Linked DNA regions of Homo sapiens: region 2 is linked to region 1. Evidence: chromatin contacts called from ENCODE Hi-C data. All regions are on one chromosome and are shown on one strand. The core of a region is the stretch at or near the end of the contact, and the rest is flanking DNA. Distances in the headings are between cores, read along the strand shown.

Evidence for each region. A loop is a pair of places that touch in the nucleus more often than their neighbours do. Pooled maps may share reads with other maps.
Region 2: a loop to region 1 is called in a map of CD8-positive, alpha-beta T cell, with 13 times the contacts of the local background. The contact joins the promoter of FIGNL1 here to the enhancer-like site in region 1. A Hi-C loop is called at or near these places in 2 of 168 maps with a recorded cell type or tissue (CD8-positive, alpha-beta T cell and HCT116) and 4 of 50 pooled maps.

The regions. Positions count from the first base shown.
Region 1 is chr7:47,988,025-47,993,363 of GRCh38, reverse strand. It overlaps SUN3 (Sad1 and UNC84 domain containing 3), which reads left to right. Exons shown (of 10, transcript NM_001030019.2): 9 at 4,484-4,576. Among named protein-coding and RNA genes, the nearest start is that of HUS1, 11 kb to the right of the region's middle. RefSeq lists enhancers at 1,190-1,419, 2,605-3,445, 3,446-4,287. Within about 2 kb of position 1,448, at least 25 of the 41 ENCODE cell types and tissues checked have a DNase peak (open chromatin) inside an H3K27ac peak, as active enhancers do; they include CD8-positive, alpha-beta T cell, where a contact is called at or near this core.
Region 2 is chr7:50,449,019-50,453,730 of GRCh38, reverse strand. It overlaps FIGNL1 (fidgetin like 1), which reads left to right and starts at 3,381. Exons shown (of 4, transcript NM_001287492.4): 1 at 3,381-3,430; 2 at 4,008-4,613. RefSeq lists silencers at 3,235-3,424, 3,566-3,860.

The DNA.
Region 1 (5,339 bases), core at 199-2,698:
CAAACATTCATGTACAAGTTTTTGTGTGGACATGAGTTTTTGTTTTCCTTGGGTGTATACCTAAGACTGGAATTCCTAGATAGCATGGTAAATGTAGGTTTAACATTTGAGGCACTGCTAGAAGACTGTATTATCTTTTTGTTCAAGCAATACTCAATGTTTTCACAGTGACTATGTGAACAAAACAGCTCTCAGTTGAGCTATTTAGTGTACTTAAATACTACTTTCTTCCATTTTTTTAAATGTTTCTGAGTGTAATAATTGCTTTACATTTTTTTTTTCTTGAGACAGGGTCTCAGCTCTGTTGCCCAGGTTGGAGAACAATCACAGCTCACTGCAACTTCAAACTCGTGGGATTGTTTTTTAAATTTTTTAGTAGAGATAAGGGTCTTATTATGTTGCCCAGGCTGGTCTCAAACTCCAGGGCTCAGGATCCTCCCGCCTTGGCCTCCCACAGTGCTGGGATTACAGACGTGAGCCACTGGTGCCCAGCCTATTTTTCTTTAATTTGCTTAGTTTTCTGCATTCCTATTACTAAAACTTTCCCAAATTCTTCTTCAGAAGTACAAATATTCCCCCATTATGTTGATTCACATCAGATAACTTATAAATTTCTTCCTTTCTTTATTCCTTCCTTCACTTTCTTTTCATTTATTTTCTTTTTTTTTTCCCAAGATATCCCTCTGGCGCCCTCAGCATTTTGCTCCAGCCTTGTTAGGTAGGCCTGATGCACAACTGTTGTCGTGGGATTTCACTCATGCATCCTGAGGATTCAACTTACTGTCTAATTTATTATTTTTAAAAAGTGTTTCTTCTTTCCCTTTTCTGCTTTTTGTTCCACCTTCTGGAAGATCATATCAATTCACATTTTAACCCCTCTACGGAAATTTTCATTCCTGCTGTCATGATTATACTTTCTGAGACTTCTTGTTTCTATACATATTCCCTTTTTTAGAGCCTATATTTTTTTCTTTTATGAAGGCAGTACCTTCTCTTATGCTTCTGAATATATTAACTGTAGGCTTGTCTCATTTTCTTCTGCTCGCTTCCGGGTCTGGATTTCCTAGCCCCACTTTTCCCCCTTGCGGGTAGCGTCTCTCTGTTTCCTGTACAACACTTTTCTCCCATGTCTGTGATGCTTGTCACATGAATTGCTAGGCGGTGCAAAGCCGGCAGGAAGCTTTGCGCGCACGGTGGGGCTCATCCGTCGTGAGTTTGCAGCGGGAATCATCTGGTCGGGCCATTTCGTCGGGAGTCACAAGTGTGCTATCAGGAGAGCTGACCCTGAGAGGACTCCTGCAGTGCACAGGAGGTGCCAGCCTGGCCCACCACACCATGAGCTGCTGGGGAGAGGAGGGCCGCGGGGTCACCACTTTGTGCAGAGGCCATGCTCTTGTGGGCGGTTCTGGGGCGGCGCCGGCAGTGGTCTTAGAGATGGGAGGAAGAAGAGAGCCCTCTGCTGGGCCAGGCGGGGCTGGAGGGGCGTGGAGGCGTTGTAACTGCTTTTTGAAATGACTGTTAGCTAAGCCGCAGATTTGGGCTCCTTTCCCCCACACTCCCCCTCACGCTTTCACCCACACGCTCCCCACATGGACACCCTCCTCCGGCCTTCCTGGGAACCTGCCGCTTAAGTCCTGCGCTGCTGGGTCCACGTACAGCCCGAGTAGTTTGTGTTCTTTCTCTCCAGGCGCCATTTGGCCATCTTCACTTTTTGGTTTTTCTGTTTGTTTGTTTTGGGGTTTGTTTTGTTTTGTTTTGTTTTGTTTTTTGGTTTTACTGTCTACTCCCACTTTTGCCTTATATAGGTTTATGCCTTCAATTATGATCTTCCCATCTGGAGGAGGGCCCTGGGTTAAACAGCCTGCCTTATATGTCACCCAAATGCCTCTACATTCCATATCTGGAGTTTCAAAACAAAGGGCTGCTGTCCTTTCATAGAAGCCCACACCACCTGCAAGTGGTGTCTCTGAAAAGTTGAGTTTGAGCAGCTAAGTTCCATCTCAGAAAGGTGAACACGTTCATTATTTAGACAAATTATGGGTGAATCCCAAAGGCAGGAATCCTTTAGTAATAAAAACTGCTTCTCATCATTTTCTTCTACATTAAAGAATTTATGAACCAAGTAAAATTAAAACAAGGTGATAAAAGGACTGGGCGCAGTATCTGCTCCTGTGATCCCAGCTCCTTAAAAGGCTAAAGCAGGAGGATCACTGGAGCCCAGGAATTCGAGGCCAGCCTGGGCAGCATGGCCAGACCCCGTTTTTTTGGTTTGTTTTGTTTTGTTGTTTATTTGTTTTTTATTTTAACTTTTATTTTAGGTTCAGAGGTATATGTGCAGGTTTGTTATACAGGCGGTAAGTAGTAATACCCAACAGGTATTTCTCTGCTCCTCTCCCTCCTCCCACCCCCCACCCTCAAGTAGATCTCAGTGTCTGTTGCTCCGCTTTGTGTTCATGTGTTCTCATTATTTAGCTCCCACTTACAAGTGAGAACATAGAGTATTTGTTTTTCTGTTCCTGTGTTAGTTTGCTGTGGATAACGGCCTCCAGCTCCATCCATGTCCCTGCAAAGGACACGATCTTGTTCTTTTTTATGGCTGCATAGTATTCCATCAGATCCTGTTTCTTAAAAAAACCCAACAAGGTGATAAAGGAGGTAGAAATAAAACTAGCACTCCTGTCTTAAGCTAAAGAGAATATATGAGGCTTGAGTCATGTGTACATATGAAGGGGTGGCCTGCCCCTCCCCACCTGTGGGCGTTTCTCGTCAGGTGGAACGAGAGACTTGAGAAAAGAAAGAGACAAAGAGACAAAGTATAGAGAAAGAAGAGTGGGCCCAGGGGACCAGCGCTCAGCATACGGAGGACCCGCGCCGGCACCAGTCTCTGAGTTCCCTTAGTATTTATTGATCATTATGGGGTGTTTCTCGGAGAGGGGGGATGTGGCAGGACAATAGGGTAATAGTGGAGAGAGGGTCAGCAGGAAAACATGTGAACAAATGTCTCTGCATCATAAGGTAAAGAAAAAAGTGCTGTGCTTTTGATGTGCATATACATAAACATCTCAATGCCTTAAAGAGCAATATTGCTGCCAGCATGTCTTACCTCCAGCCCTAAGGCGGTTTTCTCCTATCTCAGGAGATGGGATATTCAATCGGGTTTTACACCGAGACATTCCATTGCCCAGGGACGAGCAGGAGACAGATGCCTTCCTCTGATCTCAGCTGCAAAGAGGCCTTCCTCTTTTACTGATCCTCCTCAGCACAGACCCTTTACGGGTGTCGGGCTGGGGGATGGTCAGGTCTTTCCCTTCCCGTGAGGCCATATTTCAGACTATCACATGGGGAGAAACCTTGGACAATACCTGGCTTTCCTAGACAGAGGTCCCTGCGGCCTTCCGCAGTGTTTTGTGTCCCTGGGTACTTGAGAGTAGGGAGTGGTGATGACTTAACAAGCATGCTGCCTTCAAGCATTTGTTTGACAAAGCACATCCTGCACAGCCCTTAATCCATTTAACCTTGAGTTGACACAGCACATGTTTCAGCCAGCACAGGGTTGGGGTAGGGTTACAAATTAACAGCATCTCAAGGTAGAAGAATTTTTCTTAGTACAGAACAAAATGGAGTCTCTTATGCCTACTTCTTTCTACGTAGAGACAGTAACAGTCTGATCTCTCTTTTCCCCACATACATATATAATTGTGAGTACATTATGTAACCATGATGTATCCAACTCTTTTAATAAAAATGTTATAGTTTGATATTAATATTTTTATTATAAAATGATTTAATGAATGTACTGTTTATTTTGCTGTGTTACAATTTAAGGAACCTAACAATAAACTTCAGATTCACAAAATAAATTAGTTTGCACCAGTGCGTTATCCTCTCACAAATCTTCAATTTGAAGGGTAGAGAAGAACAAAAAGCACAAGAGAAATTGCATACAAAGAAAAAAATCAGTGTTTTTGTCAGTCAACGGGAGCTTACTTTTCAGAGGAAATTATTTGTGTGATCAAAATCTGGCAATGGGCTTATGTTTATCTCATTTTGGTAAACATCAGTTCAGTATGGCGACGCATTTTTATTTTATTCAAAGTATGCTTATTGCAAATATAGTTATCAGGTCAAAGTTAATGTTGGGATTTGCTCTATATGTATGTATCTGTCTTCCATCTATCAGCTGTTTGTCAATCATCTATCTTCTAACTATCTATCTATGGATCTATCTATCTAGCTCTCTATCTATCTATCTATCTGTCTGTGTGTCCATCCATCTTCTATCCTTTTAGTCAGTCCCGTGATCAGCCTTGGGCCTCATTGACCCCTTGTTAAATATCCTCTGGGTGTATAGGTTAGTACTGGCATGATCACAGCACTGTGCCCCTGGTGGACACACAGAGATATTTGGTGAATTGTTGGTTCTTTTTGAAAACACAACTGCATCCATTCATTACAATCTCTATATCTGTTGCTTTCTTTATAGGGCATCACAAAAAAATGTGAAGGAGAAGAAATTTTCCTAGGTCAGTTTATATATAACAAAACAGGAACCACCGTTCAAACATTTGAACTCCAGGTAATGTATGCTCTGGGAAATGATATGAGTAGCTCTATCACTGGGAGAAATTTGTTGGGATTGCTTCATGTAAAGTGACGTATGAGAATAATTATGACAAAAGCGTGAGTTACACAAGGCTTATCTGATCTTCAATTCTGAGCTCGAAGTGCTTACGAGGATTTTAATGCAAAAGACAGACAAATGCAAAAGCAGTTTCTAAGTCAAATTCTTCCTCATCTGCTATCACTTTTTTATAATATATATATTTAATTTCTTGGTTCTTTCTTAACTATTCCATTCCCTGAATACTATTAAGTGTAATAGTTACTACCTCACCTTGCTTGAGTATAGGGGAGGAAGATGATGGTACAATATGAAGTGGACAGAGGCAGAGAGAAGCTCAAAGGAATAGAGGATAAAGATTTAATATCAGATAATACAAGTAAAACTCCTAACCCAGTGGGAGAAAATATCAACTGTTAGCTTATAAATCCCCTGAAACTCACCAAGGCAAATGAAATATATCCTCATTTTTTAAATTAGCCACAGGGAGTAACTGAAGAGATGTAGAAGACATTTTATATCATGTAAAAACAAGTGTTTTATGACACTTTTTGGCCAAATAGTGAGAAAATAAAGGTAAAACAATACATATATGTTAGAAATGAGCATATTTGTAGAGCTTCATATTTGATTATGTATTCATATGCATTTGGGCTCATATTATCTGTTCTTATAGTTGGCTTCATAGTTCTGGTTTTTAGACAACAAGCCCTCTTGC
Region 2 (4,712 bases), core at 2,132-4,631, 2.5 Mb before region 1:
TTTCCCTCTGAGCTTTGTCCTGTTGGCTTCCCTATCTCCTCAACACCACCTGCCTCCCGCACCCACCGACACACACATCTCCAGAATGTAACTCTCCTGGCTGACAGGGAAGCACATTATTTAGGGCCGTATTATCCCCTCTGCTCAAAAACAAATGAGCTCACCGAAGTGTACACTTGCATTTATCTGAGACCATGTTTATAAAATTCATGAATATGGAAATGGGCAGCCATCTCCCAGAATCCCTCACACCAAGAGAACTGGCACTGTCTGCTGTAGGTGAAAACCTCTTCCCTTGAAGGCTCAACAACTTCTACCCAGAAGAAGAAAAGAACAGCATATTCTTTCTCATACACACACACAAACACACACACACACACACACGCACACAGTATATACCACCAGTCTGTGGTCTTGGAAGCAAAGTTTAATAATTGAATAGCTCAAGCACTAAACTCTTACATATTATTAAGATACTATCCTAATATGTCTCATTTGTCAAAGATGGAAAAGTTTTGATATGACATAAGGGTTTCAATCCCAATAGGAATATTAATGGTAACAATAAAAATAACATAGCAACACGGTTTCTGTTGAATGCCTGCCACATGCCAGCAACTGCTTTGATAATTAAAGAATTATATCTTATGTTGATTATAATCCTTATAATGGCTTCCTGGGTAAGAAAGGTTTATTACTGTTTTACATTTGAGGAGGAGACTAGGGTTCAGAGAGGGTGCAGAAGTGAGTTACACTTTTGCCAACCAGGCCAGAAGATGAAAGCCGCTGGATTGGGAAATGCTTTTGTATCAAAAGCACAAAATGAAGTGGCTAGTGTTACTTGTTGGAAAAAAATTAACTTTGGCAAGCATAAATATAATTCAGTATTTGAGCAATACTTTTAGGAGGGTAACAGAGTGGTTTATGTGAATTCTCCAAAATGCCATCATGAAAATTTTGATGATGAAAATCACCTAAAATTGCTAATTACCTGTCTTAGCCTGTCTAGGGCTACAAAGTACCATATGCTGAGTGGCTCATAAACAATAGAAATTTATTTCTCACAGTGGAGGCTGGAAGTCAGAGTGCCAGAATGGTCGAGTTCTGGTGAGGGCTCTTCCAGGTTGCTGTCAACTCTTTGCATCCTTAGGTGGTGGCAAGAGGGCTAGAAAGTTCTTTGGAGTCTCTTTTATTGTATTTTATTTTTTGGAGACAGTCTCACTCCGTCCCCCAGGCTGGAGTGCAGTGGCGCGATCTCAGTTCACTGCAACCTCCACCTCCTGGGTTCAAGCAATTCTCAGGCCTCAGCCTCCTAAGTAGCTGGGATTACAGGTGCCCACCACAACACCTGGCTAATTTTTGTATTTTTAGTAGAGACAGGGTTTTGCCATGTTGGCCAGGCTGGTCTCGAACTCCTGACCCCAGGCGATCCACCTGCCTCGGCCTCCCAAAGTGCTGGGATTACAGGCATGAGACACTGCACCCAGCCTCTGGAGTCTCTTTTATAAGGATACTTACTATTCTCATCCATGAAGTCTCCACTCTCATGACCTAATCACCTCACAAAGGCCCCGCCCCTTAAAACCATCACATTGGGCTTAGGATTTCAACATACAAATTTTGGGGGGACATAAACTTTCCATCCCTAACATTACCCAAATAGTATCTATATAGTCATTTCTAAATATACACGTATTTAGAAATTTCTAAATAGCCAGTAAACATACAACTGACTTGGCCTTGATATAACTGTTTTCATTTTCTTTTATTTTCATTCTACATGACATATTTTGGGTAATTATAAAATAATTAAAATTAGTTGATAAAGTATGGAATTAGAATAAAATAATTTTCTATTACTATCTAAGCCATGAAATGAATTAGGAGATGCTGTTTTCAGTGAAACGTCTTCTAGTTTTTAAAGTGCATTGTCCAATTCCTTTTTATTTTGTGAAGATTTTAAAAACTTAAAAAAAGTCTTCAAATTGTTTGTGCCTTGCATTTCTTTAAATCTTATGTTTAAACATCATGTGCTGCTAGTTGCTAGTCATTTTCTCTATCCCCTGCCCCAGACCCTCTCTTTCTCAGGAAAGGATATCCAGGGATCCGGGTCCCAGTTAGTCAAGGAGATATAAGAGGAAGGCTATGAGGCTTTCTGGGAAACATTTTCTTTTTCCAAGAGAGAAGTGTTCAGAGGGAAAAGGTCCTTTCTCAGTTTGGCTCCCTCTTTGTGTTTTAGATCTGGTCATGTGAGGCTGCCTGGCTTGGATTGTGAGGGCATCTCTCGACAATGAAGTGACAAGCCTGGGGAGGAAAATCCACAGGCGAGAAGGTGGCAGAATGGAGAGATGGTCCTTCATGACTTCTTTGAGTCACCAGGTCCAGATTTCCCGCCAACCTCCAGTCTTCTTGTTATGTGATCTGATATCATTATTTACTGCAGAGGCCACTGAGTGGATGCTCTTACTTGTGTCTGAAAATCCAATTCACTAAATTAATCAAAATACGGCACTCTTCTTTTGAAACCTTGCTCCAGAACAAAGTGGAAGGTAATGATGGGGTGCTTTTCAAAGTTCCAGGGAGGTGTCCCTACACAGCAGACAGCTGTCCAAAGGAATGTAGATGTTGGCTGCGGGGAGATCTGAGTTGCCAGACTCAGTCAGAACAGGTGTCCTCTCCCTTATTTTATCTTAAACATGCATGTCATTTTTGCATGCTACTCTATGCGGTTCTTTCAGCCAGGGAACATTGCTGAGCACCCGCTCACGTGCTGTATGGAGCGCAGACTGCAGGGTGCGAGGGGCGGAGGTGATGTGCTAGGCCTGAATTCAAGAGGGGGCGCAGCCACAGGCCCCGCGATGCCGGGGTGGCCTCTTGTAACGACGTTTTAACCGCTGACCTAAGTGGATCCGCTCCTCTCCCGCCGCCCGCTCCCTGCCTGCAGCACAGGATGGCGGCTGGCTTTCCCGAGTGGGCGCAGGTGAGCCACGCTTGCTCTCCCGGGTGGGCGCAGGTGAGCCATTGTTTGCTCTCCCGGGTGGGCGCAGGAGAGCCACGCTTTGCTCTCCCAGGTGAGCCGCCGCTCGCTGTCCCGGTGAGGGGAAGTGAGCCACGCTCTATGGGAATCCTTCGAATCTTCATTCAATTTCCATCGCCTCCTTGTATTTATTTGGGAGTACTTTTAAAAATGAAGCCTATGCACAATGATGTAATAAGCGTTTATAGAACACCACTGGTCGGAGCTAGGGCCTAGGTGGCGGTGCCCGGGCCCAGGTGCCGCGCCCACGCCCCGCGCGCCGAACGCACGCACGCACGCACTCACGCACTCACGCACGCACGTACGGCGCGAGTCCGAGGGCGACAGCAGCGCGCAGGCGCACGTCAGTCCCCGCGCTTTTCGGAGGCTGCCAGCGTCCCACACCAGCCGCAGGTAGGATGCGGTGACGGGAGGCGGGGCAGGGGCGCTGCTGACCCCTGTGGAGCATCAGGGTTGGGGCGTAGGGGAGAGGCGGGCGTGTGCCTCTGGAATGCTGGGGGTCGCGGGGCGGTGACTTCGCGGGAGGCCGTGGGAGGCGGGAGCCAGGCAGTGGCTGTGCCCTTTTGCTTCTGTCTTAGCGGGAGGGTGGCTGACCCGCTAGCCCAGAACCAGACTCATCCAGGATTAGGAAGCTGGGGCCCGGCGTGGACGGCAGGCTCGGGGCCAGGTCTGCGGGCGGCTTCCTTTGGCAGAGCCTGTCCGGGGGCGGGGCCGCTTACCGCAGGCATTTACTGGGCCCAGCGGGGCTCTGGGCGCCCACAGCGGGGGTCAGTCAGTTCCCCTGTGACCCAGGCAAGCTCTTAATCTCTGTGATGAGAAAGAAGGGCTCATACCTTTCAGGGGTCATCGTGAGGAATCAGAAGAAGCAGTATTTTATAGAGTATTTTCTAAGTGCTGAGTCCTCTGTCTAGTGCTTTGCAGAATTAAAATACCTTGTCAGCTCAGTGATGTTGCTGCGCTTCTTTTATAGGTGAAAACCGGCAGAAAGACATTAAGAGATTTTCCTGCAGTCACTGCTGGCAGATGATAGAGCCAGGATTTGAAAGCAGGCAGCCTGGCTCCAGACCCTGTGCTCTTAACTCCCGTTTTGCATCAAGAACAGAATCCTATGAAAGGCTTGCACAGTGCTTGGTACTGAGTAGGCACTCCGTCAGTATTTTAGTAGCTATTATTCCAAAGGACACTGTATTCTAGGTACTAAGACAATGTGAATGGAATGGAAAACAATTCCTCCCTGCAGAAGCCAACTGTCTAGGAAGACAGATAATGACATTATTAAAATAATCAGAACATTGGCAAAATAAAGAAGATTGAAATGCAGTTCATATGACAGTGCTAATTAATCATACTTTTTAGATCTAGGAAAGGCCATAAAGGTTAAATTGACTTGGAAATGGTAAACAAGACAATGGTTGTGTCACTGATCGGTGATGGCCAGTTTTTGGTTATCCTTATTTGCCATTTAAATGATTGAATTGAAAGGAAGAAGTAAGACTTGGAAGATGAATATTGAAGGAAAGGTGAAGATGGAAAAGAGAAGGGGGTTTATTCTGAGAACAGTGACTAGAACTCTGAGGTATGGTAGAAATTTCAGGATAACAGATGATAAAGGGGAATGAAGCCATGGAGAGGAAGAGAATGATAATATTAATTGTGAAAGTTTGTGTCAAGTGTT